Regions from separate parts of the Homo sapiens genome. Here regions 2, 3 and 4 are each linked to region 1. Evidence: chromatin contacts called from ENCODE Hi-C or POLR2A ChIA-PET data. All regions are on one chromosome and are shown on one strand. The core of a region is the stretch at or near the end of the contact, and the rest is flanking DNA. Distances in the headings are between cores, read along the strand shown. Region 1 holds the start of RBM4B (RNA binding motif protein 4B). Region 2 holds the start of RPS6KB2 (ribosomal protein S6 kinase B2). Region 3 holds the start of SF3B2 (splicing factor 3b subunit 2). Region 4 holds the start of CDK2AP2 (cyclin dependent kinase 2 associated protein 2).

Region 1 (2,700 bases), core at 43-2,542:
TATAGTCTTGTGTTCTTGCCTGTTTTGAGCTAGACCCCACTCGGCGCTACTACCCAGGCCCAGAGCAGTTCACCTTGAAACTCTGTGTTGTCAAGGCCCCTGATGGCCTCCACTGCATCCTCTGCCCGCTCCATGTGTACGAAGGCATAATCTTTCACGATGTCACATTCGATGACCGGACCATACTCCTCAAACTTGGCTCGAAGCTCTTGGTTGGTACAAGTGGGGCTGATGTTACCCACGTGTAACTTGGTTGAAGCTTTGCTCTTATTCTTGCTGGCTTCCACGTTGATGTTCACCCCATGAAGCTTGTAATGGTGCAGGTTGCGTATGGCATCCTCAGCTGCCGTCTTGTCTTCTATGTGCACAAAGCCGTAATTCTTAATGATGTCACATTCCAGCACCTTCCCATACTGCTCGAAGAGTGAGCGAATCTCCTGCTCTGTAGCCTCCCGGGGAAGGTTTCCGATGAACAGCTTCACCATCCTGACAAGAGCCTGGGAGAGAAACACAAGACTTCAAAAGTCAGGGGTGTGGTGGGAAATTTCGGTGCACTGCAGCATTTTCGTCTAATCCTCCAAAGTTCTTGCACCTTCAAGACCCTCGTACAGACATTCATTATTCTTCCTCAATAGAAGAAGGGCGGTTTGTTCTCGAGAAGTGCGAGCTATGCGTGACATGCAAACAGGAGGTCGAGGGTCAGCATGCATAGCCCAGTCTATCATCTCCGTGAAGTGGAGCGCAATGAAATACCAGAATTAGCTGCTTCATGTCTTAAAATGAGGGAAGAGAAAAGCCCAAGCAAAGGCAAGGGGCATCAATCGCAGTGCGCCTGGTAACAAGGTTTTGGAGGGAAATCTGTGTACCTCTCCTGCGCGCACTAGCGCCTTTCAAGATACTCTAAAAAGAAAAAAGTCCCCTTTCCCCCAAACCGGGGACCAACCACCTCGCCCCCAGCGGCCCACCCTCCAGCTTCTTCGCCCCAACAAAGACTCGACCCGACCCCTGCCCCGCCTCCTTCCGGAGACCCGGCCCCGCCTCCTCCCGTTGTCTTCCCAGACCTCCCGCTGCAAAATGAGAAACCCAAATCCGGGCCGTGCAGTCTGCCGGAGGCCCGGCCCGACCCGCCCCCGAGCTCCCCACATCACACACACACGACCCCCTCGCACCTCCGGGTGGCGGCAGCGACGGCGGCTCCCACGTCAGAGAGAACCTTACAAAATGGCGACGGCCGCTCGAGCCTGGACGCGACCGGGCCCTTTCTCGCGCGCCAGCTCACGCACGCGCGAGTGCGCGCTGCTTCCCTCCCCTTCCCCTCGCGGGAGCCGAGTGACCAATCCCGAGGCTGCATACAAATGACCACGCAGCACGGGGGCGGGGCCTGTTGGTGGTGGCGCGGCGCCGCGGAGGTCAGCCCACCCCCAGCCCCAGCCAGCCAGTCACCACCCTGGAAAGGGTCGCCACTGCTGCGTCAGAGGGGCTCTGAACGCAACCACTGCCTAGAAAAGCGGAGGCCTTGGGGAGTCGCTCACCACAATGGGTCCTGCTCTTGGGCCCTTTGAGGGGGGCGGGGAGCTAATGACAGAGGAATCTCCCCGAGGGCCCTAAAAAGGGGCTTTTGTAGCGGGCTGGCCGGCTTCTGTGGCAGCTTGGGGCAACATTTCAAAAATACAGGTGCGCCACATTTTAAGCAAAACTAGTCATTGTTTTGTAGCGCTTTAAACATTATTTTAAAGTTTGTCATTGCAGAGGTGTTATTTATTGCTACGGAAACTGAGAACCAAGGGGCAGAAAGATAACCTGGCAGAACTGGGACAGGCCTAAGAGGCATTGCTACCCAGGCTACGCTTAGTCATGTTTTGTTTGCTCGTGAGTATCCGTGGTCTGATTCTCTCTCACTCATTGTGTGTCCATCACAGTCCTGGTCTGTGGTGAGCACGCCAGAGGAATACTTGGTGGAGAGGCCCAGCGAGGTCCCTAGTTCTGGGTGGGACAGGGTCTCCTCGTACACACCAAGCTGGAAGTCTAGGCAACTGAGTTTCCCGACTGTCTAGCATTCAAAATTCAGCTGTGGTCCAAGGGCACCTCCTGGCGGTAAAAACAAGCTTAGGCGTGCCAGGTGCGGCGGCTCACGCCTATAATCCCAGCACTTTGGGAGGCCAAGGCGGGCGGATCACGAGTTCAGGAGTTCGACACCAGCTTGGCCAACATGGTGAAACCCCGTGTCTACTAAAAATACAAAAAATAGCCCGGCGTGGTGGCGGGCGCCTGTAATCCCAACTACTCGGGAGGCTGAGGCAGGAGAATCGTTGGAACCCGGGAGGCGGAGGTTGCAGTGAGCCGAGATGGCGTCACTGCACTCCAGCCTGGGTGACAGAGCAAGACTCGGTCTCAAAAAAAAAAAAAAAAGAAGTTTAGGCTGATTCCCCACTGTCACCTTCCAGCAAAGAGTAGCCTTTTATGGAGATTGATGGATTGGGTTTATCTCCTAGTAGAGCCCGCCAGGGAGGTTGTCAGCCACCATTCCTCATTTTAGTGGCTCCATAATGGCTTCTCTGATACCATCTGGGACACATTCCCCAGGCTGCCCTCTTCCACCCCAGCTACTTGGATATGTTCTTTACCTGAGTTCTTTTTGTTTCTCAGCCATTTCAGAAGAGGCACTGTCCTTCCAATTTTATTTTATTTTTATTTTTTGTT
Region 2 (2,700 bases), core at 201-2,700, 750 kb after region 1:
AAACAAAACAAAGAAAAAAAAACCATAAAGTTTTTTTTTTTTTTTTTTTTTTTTTTTTTTTTTTTTTTAAGATGGAGTCTCGCTCTTGTTGCCCAGGCTGGAGTACAATGGCATGATCTTGGCTCACCGCAACCTCCGCTTCCCAGGTTCAAGTGATTCGCCTGCCTCAGCCTTCCCGAGTAGCTGGGATTACAAGCATGCACCACCATGCCCAGCTAATTTTGTGTTTTTAGTAGAGACGGGGTTTCTCCATGTTGGTCAGGCTGGTCCTGAACTCCCGACCTCAGGTGATCCGCCTGGCTCGGCCTCCCAAAGTGCTGGGATTACAGGTGTGAGCCACCGTGACCAGCCAGGTTTTCGGGTTTTATCTGTTTGAGACTTGGTCTCACTCTGCCGCCCAGCCTGGAGCGCAGTGGTGCAATCTTGGCTCACTGCAACCTCTATCGCCCGAGTTCAAGCGATTCTCCTGCCTCAACCTCCCGAGTATCTGGGAGTACAGGTGCGCGCCACCACACCCGTCTAATTTTTTGTATTTATAGTAGAGGCAGAGTTTCATCATGTTGGCCAGGCTGGTCTCCAACTTCTGACCTCAAGTGATCCACCCACCTCGGCCTCCGAAAGTGTTGAGATTACAGGTGTGAGCCACCGCCTCCGGCCTGTTTGTTTTTTTGAGACAGGATCTCACTGTGTCACCCAGCCTGGAGTGCAGTGGCACCATCATAGCTCACTGTAACCTTGAACTCCTGGCCTCAAGTGATCCTCCCAACTTGGCTTCCCAAAGTGCTACGATTACAGGCGTGAGGCATCGTGTCCGGCCTCAACAACGTTTTTTGAAGTGTCTATTCTGTACCAGGTGCCTAAATGTGCTTAAATTAAGAAGGGAGTAAACGCCAACAAAATCCCATATTTACAGGTCTATCACTGACCCCCAAAACCCTATTTAAGGCGGGAACCTGGCAACATAGCCTGGCAGTGAGCTGGCCACTCAGTAAATGCTCCGATTTGCAGGGTCCTCGAGCCAGAGGCACTTTGAGGAGACCCTGATGCAGCCGCCTCCCTTTCTGGAGTGAACCGAAAGCAACGCGACCTGCCTTTCATCACGCAGCCGGCCTGGCAGTACCCGTCTCCAACAGGGCTGGGGATTGCATTTACATTCACACCTGCATACACTTCCGACCCTGCTCCATCCAAACTCAAAACACCGTAGAACCAAAACGGGCTCCCAGAAAGCCTTGCTGGGAAGACCGAGGGTCCTGCGGAAAGGATTCTGCAGGCTGAAGGCTAGGCGCCTCGCCACTCTAGGACTACAATTCCCGAGAGGCCTTGCGACGGAAGCCATCTTTGTTCCCCACCAGGCTAAGCGATTTTCCGGAGGGGGAGTAAGATCCCTTGCGTCACCGGCGCGCGCAGCTGCCGTCGCGGAGAGATGATGTTTAGGTCCGGGACTGTCAGTCAGTGCGCGGCCAGGTACGGGCCGACGGGCCCGCGGGGCCGGCGCCGCCATGGCGGCCGTGTTTGATTTGGATTTGGAGACGGAGGAAGGCAGCGAGGGCGAGGGCGAGCCAGAGCTCAGCCCCGCGGTGAGTGCCCTGCCCTGGCGCGACTGGATCCTGGAGCCGATCCTGTCACCCAGCCGAGGCCGGAGCGGCGGCTCCGCACGCCCAGAGCGGGCTCCGACTCTTTGCAGACCCAGATCCTTCTCAGATCCCGGTCTCTATTAAGTTCTGATCCCACCCTCACCCCGACCTCTCTTCCAGAACCCCAGCCTTTTCTCCCGATTCTCCCTTTCCTGCCTTCGGTTTCTTCCCAATTCTTACCCATCCCCTACTAGCTGCCATCCCTGACACCCTTCTCTCCTGGGCCACGCAGTCCAACCTGAACGGGAGCGGGGAGGTATCCTGGCACCTTCCTTGGCTCTTACCCCTCGGTTTCTCACAGGACGCATGTCCCCTTGCCGAGTTGAGGGCAGCTGGCCTAGAGTGAGTGAGGGTCGTGTTGGGGGAGGGGGGAATGGAGTGGGGAAGGGGAACTGGGGAGCACTGGAGCCTTGTCCTCATTAACTCCTTGTGTCCGTAGGCCTGTGGGACACTATGAAGAGGTGGAGCTGACTGAGACCAGCGTGAACGTTGGCCCAGAGCGCATCGGGCCCCACTGCTTTGAGCTGCTGCGTGTGCTGGGCAAGGGGGGCTATGGCAAGGTAGGGGCGGGCGCACCCTCCTCCTGGCCTCACAGCCTCCATCTGGAGGCAGCAAAGGGTTCTCAAAACAAATTAGACTTGTGAATCAGCAGGGCCTCTAATGGGATTCAGAGCCAGAAACATAAAGGAGGGAAGGCCAAATCCTCTCCAATCGGACTTGAAATCTTCACTGCCCCACCCTTGGCAGGGCCTAGGCCTCCTGATCCCAAAGCCAGAGCTTCAGGGTGGGGCTTCTTGAAGATAGGATGTGGAGAGGGAAGTTGATCCTGTCTCCCCTGCCCTACAGGTGTTCCAGGTGCGAAAGGTGCAAGGCACCAACTTGGGCAAAATATATGCCATGAAAGTCCTAAGGAAGGTGAGTCACTCGTTCAGCCAACGAATACTGTGTGGCTGCCATTCCCAACATGCTGTACCAGGCTTTGGGAAGACAGCAGGGAACACAGTGGAGGAGGATCCCTGACTTTGGCGTTTGCTGGTTTATTGTCTGTTGTGATGTGTATTGT
Region 3 (2,700 bases), core at 187-2,686, 630 kb before region 1:
GAGCCTCCCATAGTGATATTGATGGAAAGGGGAAAGGTCAAGGTTTGGGTAGGAGGAAGAGGACTTCCCACCCAGTGCTAGGATGTGAGCCAACCTTTCTCAACCCAGTCCTTTTCCCTGTCTCTCCCAAACCTCACCTTCCCCCGACCTGGTGCCCCATTCTTTTTTTTTCCCTGTTCCCAGCTTCTTCTCCACTGGGGGCAGTTGGCAAAATGGAGCTGGAGAAAAGATCTGAAGGGGATGTGTAGGGGGAAAATGAGACCATTTCACTTGAGTCTCCCCACTCCCTTTCTCAACACACATAAAAAACACACACAGGCTAGCTGTTGGTGAGAGGGCAGAGCTAGTGGCAGAGGTGGGGAGAGAAACTGAATTGATGGTGTGGGACAGGGAGAGGTGGATGCTAGGCAGGCAAGAATCCCTGCCAGTCTCTGCCTCTGTCTCCAAAGGCCAAGGGGAGTTGGGGTGGGGAGTGGGAGGCAAGGTGGGGCCCCCAGTGCAGGTGCGGCTGAGGGAAAAGGGCCTGAGTTTATTTTTGAGACTAAAAAAGACACAAATGCTTTCACCAGAAACATTGTTCCTTTTTTTCCAGTAATCATTTATTGGGCGCCTCTTGAACGCCAGGCGATGCGAGACTGAAAATGATCAAGTCCCTGCTCACATTTTTGGGATAGAGGTAGGAAGAAAGGGCAAGAAAGACTTAACAAACGGTGGAGATTCGAACGTATTATGGGAGCTCTAAGAAAGGAAAGGAAAGCGGGAGGAGGCTTAGTGGAGAAGACGACATTTGAGCCGGCCTGGAAGGTGGAAAAGGGGGCTTTAGAGTCGCCCTTCCCCCAGGTCGGCAGCTGGAGCTCAGCCCGGGCAGGCCTGCTGCTCTCCCGGCTTGGATCCCCTTTCAGCCCATTCATCCGGGCCTGGGCCGGGGGTGGGCGGGCAGACAATCAGACACTGTTTTATCCCAGGCATCGGCTCCAGCCTCCCGCTTGGCGCCCGCAACGCGGGGCCGCCGGGGAAATGAGTCTCTCGGGACTCCCTGGGAGCGTAAGCGTTCGAGGATCTGACCGGAGGGCCGGGCCGGAAAGCTTGAGAGCCTTCGCTCCCGCAGGTGAGGCGCAGAAAACACTCCCTCGGGGAAGTGCCAGCCCTCCTCGCAGCCCCGCCCTCCGGCCCGCCGCCGGCCTTCGGGGCCGTAGCGGCGCGCAGGGCCCGCAGAGACCGAGACCTGCGCACTACAACTCCCAGGAGGCCTCGCGACCAGACCGCCGAGGGGCCACTAGAGAAAGGTGCGTCTGCGGCGAATCCCGTCGCCCAGCGCACGGCAGCGGGTGTGCCTGAGTGCGCGTCGCCTCCCAACCAGAGAGGACGTGGCATACGGCGCCACCGGAAGTTCCGGCAAGTGGGCCCTGAGGCTGGCCCCAGCTTCCGGGTTGGTCGCGCGCCTTCCTGCGGCTAAGATGGCGACGGAGCATCCCGAGCCTCCCAAAGCAGAATTGCAGCTGCCGCCGCCGCCACCTCCAGGCCACTATGGCGCCTGGGCTGCCCAGGAGCTTCAGGCCAAGTTGGCAGAGATCGGAGCTCCGATCCAGGGTGAGGAACACAGGAAGTCGAGGGGCCTTTACGGGCCTGCGGAGAAGCGGAGCCTGGTTACCCGGGAGACTCGGGTGCGAGGGGCGGAGGCAGGCCGCTGGGGCCTGACCTGGCCGGGCTGGCCTGCCCCATTGATCGTGTACTTTGCCCTGCAGGTAATCGCGAGGAGCTGGTGGAGCGGCTGCAGAGCTACACCCGCCAGGTAGGTGTTGGCGGCGGGACGTCAGGATAGGCCGAGCTTCTCCAGGAGACCTTATATACCCCATCACGGCTCGGTCTTCATTCTTTCTTTATCTCGGCACAGCAAGGCGGAGGCTTGCCCTTTTTAGCTTGTTCTTGCCTTTGCCAGCTTAGTTGTAATTTCTTGTATCCATCTTGGTCCTCTTCAGTGCCCAGCCAGAGCGCTGGCAGACAGGCACTGGGTACGTTTTGTTGAATGAATTGGGAGCGAACGTCGTTTAGTGAAACAGCTAGTTTTGGACTGACCTAGAGTCCTTTCTCTTTTGCAGACTGGCATCGTGCTGAATCGGCCGGTTTTGAGAGGGGAAGATGGGGACAAAGCCGCTCCACCTCCCATGTCGGCACAGGTAGGGAGATTCTTCTGTTTTTTAAGATTCCATCTGCTGATCCTTTTGTAGTTCATGAGCATGATGATTGGGTGTTCACGTGCATGTGTGAGATGTGACACCCTTGCACATTACTCGCCTGACCTGAGTGGGGAAAAAAAAAGATTCCATATGTTCAGGGTAGCCCTTCCTCTCACTTGCAGTTGTTGGGCAGGGAGGTACTGCCATGACAGAATTGTGAGCTCTTCAGTTCTCTCTTTGATGCTGACACTTGCCTCCTTTTCCACTGTCTGCTTCTCCAAAAGCAGCTTGTGGCCGGGTGCAGTGGCGCATGCCTGTAATCCCACCACTTCGGGATGCTTAGATGGGACGATCGCTTGAAGCCAGGAGTTCGAGACCAGCCTGGGCAACATAGTGAGACTCTGTTACTACAAAAAATTTTAAAAATTAGCTGGGCACGGTGGCACGCGCCTATAAAGTCCCTATAAAGAGGCTCAAGGATTGCTGGAGCCCTGGGGTTGGAGGCTGCAGTGAGCTCTGGTTG
Region 4 (2,700 bases), core at 72-2,571, 830 kb after region 1:
AGGAAGCCCAGGATGGTTAGTGCAACTCGGGATGAAGGCCAGGGAGAAGCGGGTGCTCTGCAGTGGCCGGATAGGTCCAGACGCTGAGGCCGAGGCGCTTCCTGTTACGTGCGGGCGTTCCGCTCTGTCTCTGCCAGGCACTCTCTGACTAGGGCCCGGGCATGGATGATACCTGGGGGTGGGGTGGGGTCTCAGCAACCCTCCACAGCCCCACCCACTGCCCTCCAGAGGAGGACCCCTGCCTCCCCACTCCCTTTCCACTTTCGGCAAAAGAAATTCAAATCTAATGACGGCTAGATGAAATTAGAGGTTTGGTTAATCCTCAAGGTTGCCCTGTTGAAATACAAATTCCCATGCTCTTCCCTGGAAATGGACTCAATTTCAATTCGATTCAAAACACCTCTCTGGTAGTAATACTGGACATCCTCTAGGCTTGGCTCAGGTGGCCTCCAGATGTCCTTCCTTCCCTCATGAAGGATAGTCCAGTGTCGGTTTCCTGAGCAGGGCGGCCTGGCCTCACTTACCTCTCTTCAGGCGCTCCATGGCGCTCTTGCTGCCAGCATAGGTAGGCCGGATCTCTTTGCCCATCTCCTCTATGACTGACAGCAGGTCCGTGTAGGTGCTCTGGGAGCCCTGGGCGCCGGGTGGCTTCATCGCCTATGTCAAAAGAGAACAGGGCAGTGAGCTCAGGCACCTGGCGGGGAGGGGGACTCCAGTCCGCATCCATAAGCAAGGCTTTGGCCCCACTCACCTGCACGTAGCCCATGGAAGGCGGTCCAAAGTCGTTAAACAGCGGTCTGAAAGGAGCGCCGGCTCCTGGCACTGAGCCCGACGGCGACGGGACGCTTCCTGCAGCAACAGGCGCGAGTAAGAGGTCAGCGCGGGGCAGGGACGCCGCCTCCCAGCTTTTCCAAGCCCAGGACCGGGTTCGCCCGATTCCCTCCAAAGGATGCTTCATTCCATGCTGATCAACTTCAGGGACAAATCCCTCCCACTGCGCTCCACCTACAAGCCCTTACGTGACCACGCCCACTTCACAGGCCAGCAAACTGAGGCTCAGCGAGGGTAGGCGGCAGGCCCAGTATTGCAGAACTCAGGCCGTCTTCTCTTCGAGACCTCGACCGCCCGGCAGGCGAGCAGGGGTGGAGCTGGATCCTCACCTGTAGGGACCGGGGTGCCCGGCCCAGGGGTGCTGGAGCCAGGGGTGCTGCTGGGAGCAGGGGCGATGGGTTTGTAGGACATCCCCAACTCCTGGGCGCGGCGGACGCCAGCCGGCCGCTCCTCGGGGGTTGGCTGCGGGGCCGCTCAGCCGCGCTCTGATTGGCAAGCGGGCTGCACGCCCCTGGTAAATAGAGGTCTGGCCGGAAGGGCGAGCGGGCACGAATGCTCCCTCACTCCCGATTGGTGCGCGAAGATGTCACTCGAGCCTCCTTATTGGCCGAGACCTGCCCCAGCAGGTCGCAACCGCCGCCGATTGGCCTCCGCCTTCCGGACCTCGCACCTGTCTGCTCCGGATTGGGCGGTGGCCACCGCCCTCCGCAATTGGCGAGTTCGCGGCCCGGGCCGGCGCGCTCTCAATCCGATTAGTCCCCAGGCCCTAGAGGCGGGGCCTTGGGAACCGGGACCCGGGGCTGGGCTGCCGGTTCGCGCCGAGGGGTCTTCCCGGGCGCGGGCGCTACCCTCGCGCCTCACTCGCGCTGCTTCAGACGTCTGCTCCGCTCTGCCCAGTTTCGGCCCAGCAGGGGTTGCTGTCGCAGCTGCCGTCGCCGCTGCCACCGGTGCCTTGCGCGCTTCTCCGCTCTGGGGGCCGAAGGACGCAGGGCTTTGACGTCCCGAGCCCTGCGCCCCACCCCGTGCGCTTTTACGTCACCTTTCACCGGTTCAACACCCGCTCCCCGATCTGCGCATGCGCCCGCCCGAGGCCTGCGTTTGTTCCCATGGCAACAGGCCCCTCATGGATGCCGCCACGTACCGTTCTTCCTGCGGCTTGGCTCGTCCTCAGGTCTAAGGGCGACCTCAAAGACCCCTTTACCCGCACCCCCAAGGCCCCGCGCTGCTGCCTAAGTTAGTGACAATGGCCGTAGGGCAAACCTTCGGGATTACTTGCGTGCCGGGCCCCGGACCAAACTGGTCAAGAGCACCGACTGGAGCCAACCGTCTGGGTTCAAATCTCAGCACCACCCCCACTAGCGATTTCCCCCAGGCAAGTTTCTCACCTCAGTATGCCTCAGTTTCCCCATCCGTAAAATGGGGAAAATGACGATCTCATTGGGTTGTGTGGATTAAATGAATAGTCATAAAGTGCTTGTTGTTTCATTCTCCGCCTTCCTGTCCCACAGGGCCCCCATACCTTTCCACTCCACCACTCAGACCCCTCCCCTCAAGTCTCACTCCCCACAGAGTTAGACCTCAGACCCTCCTCCACTCCCTAACCCTTTCTCCCAGGCTCCTTCTCCAAACTCAAACTTCTCTGGCCTTGTGTATCTTCATGCTCCCAGCTTTGTAGATCTTCATCTCTAGGACAGTCATTCATTCATTCATTCATTCATTCATCCAACAAGCATGTTCTGGCTGAGCGCGGTGGCTCACGCCTGTAATCCCAGCACTTTGGGAGGCCGAGGCGGGCGGATCACGAGGTCAGGAGTTCGAGACTAGCCTGGCCAACATGGTGAAACCCCCATCTCTACTAAAAATACAAAA

The links. A loop is a pair of places that touch in the nucleus more often than their neighbours do. ChIA-PET counts read pairs that join two places held with the same protein, here RNA polymerase II (POLR2A). Pooled maps may share reads with other maps.
Region 2: a pooled map shows a loop between it and region 1 (4-fold over the local background). The contact joins the promoter of RPS6KB2 here to the promoter of RBM4B in region 1. A Hi-C loop is called at or near these places in 1 of 50 pooled maps. POLR2A ChIA-PET finds 5 or more read pairs at or near these places in 3 of 52 experiments (A673, AG04449 and activated CD4-positive, alpha-beta T cell).
Region 3: a loop to region 1 is called in a pooled map, with 5 times the contacts of the local background. The contact joins the promoter of SF3B2 here to the promoter of RBM4B in region 1. A Hi-C loop is called at or near these places in 2 of 50 pooled maps. POLR2A ChIA-PET finds 5 or more read pairs at or near these places in 2 of 52 experiments (A673 and activated T-cell).
Region 4: a loop to region 1 is called in a pooled map, with 8 times the contacts of the local background. The contact joins the promoter of CDK2AP2 here to the promoter of RBM4B in region 1. A Hi-C loop is called at or near these places in 7 of 50 pooled maps. POLR2A ChIA-PET finds 5 or more read pairs at or near these places in 3 of 52 experiments (Caco-2, WTC11 and activated T-cell).

Annotation. Positions count from the first base shown.
Region 1 is chr11:66,676,595-66,679,294 of GRCh38, forward strand. It overlaps RBM4B (RNA binding motif protein 4B), which reads right to left and starts at 1,293. Exons shown (of 4, transcript NM_031492.4): 1 at 1,170-1,293; 2 at 74-497. The coding sequence starts at 485. RefSeq lists silencers at 906-1,015, 1,216-1,495.
Region 2 is chr11:67,427,044-67,429,743 of GRCh38, forward strand. RPS6KB2 (ribosomal protein S6 kinase B2) reads left to right here and starts at 1,451. Exons shown (of 15, transcript NM_003952.3): 1 at 1,451-1,580; 2 at 1,939-1,979; 3 at 2,077-2,197; 4 at 2,484-2,552. The coding sequence starts at 1,503. RefSeq lists enhancers at 995-1,144, 1,161-1,928, 1,245-1,494, 1,929-2,696.
Region 3 is chr11:66,050,928-66,053,627 of GRCh38, forward strand. SF3B2 (splicing factor 3b subunit 2) reads left to right here and starts at 1,437. Exons shown (of 22, transcript NM_006842.3): 1 at 1,437-1,590; 2 at 1,746-1,792; 3 at 2,100-2,177. The coding sequence starts at 1,458. It overlaps SNORD13F (small nucleolar RNA, C/D box 13F), which reads left to right and starts at 2,217; the gene lies at 2,217-2,301. RefSeq lists enhancers at 435-986, 805-854, 1,475-1,644 and a silencer at 1,055-1,264.
Region 4 is chr11:67,506,841-67,509,540 of GRCh38, forward strand. CDK2AP2 (cyclin dependent kinase 2 associated protein 2) reads right to left here and starts at 1,322. Exons shown (of 4, transcript NM_005851.5): 1 at 1,161-1,322; 2 at 752-849; 3 at 525-657; 4 at 1-172. The coding sequence starts at 1,242. The coding sequence ends at 105. RefSeq lists silencers at 1,195-1,294, 1,605-1,854.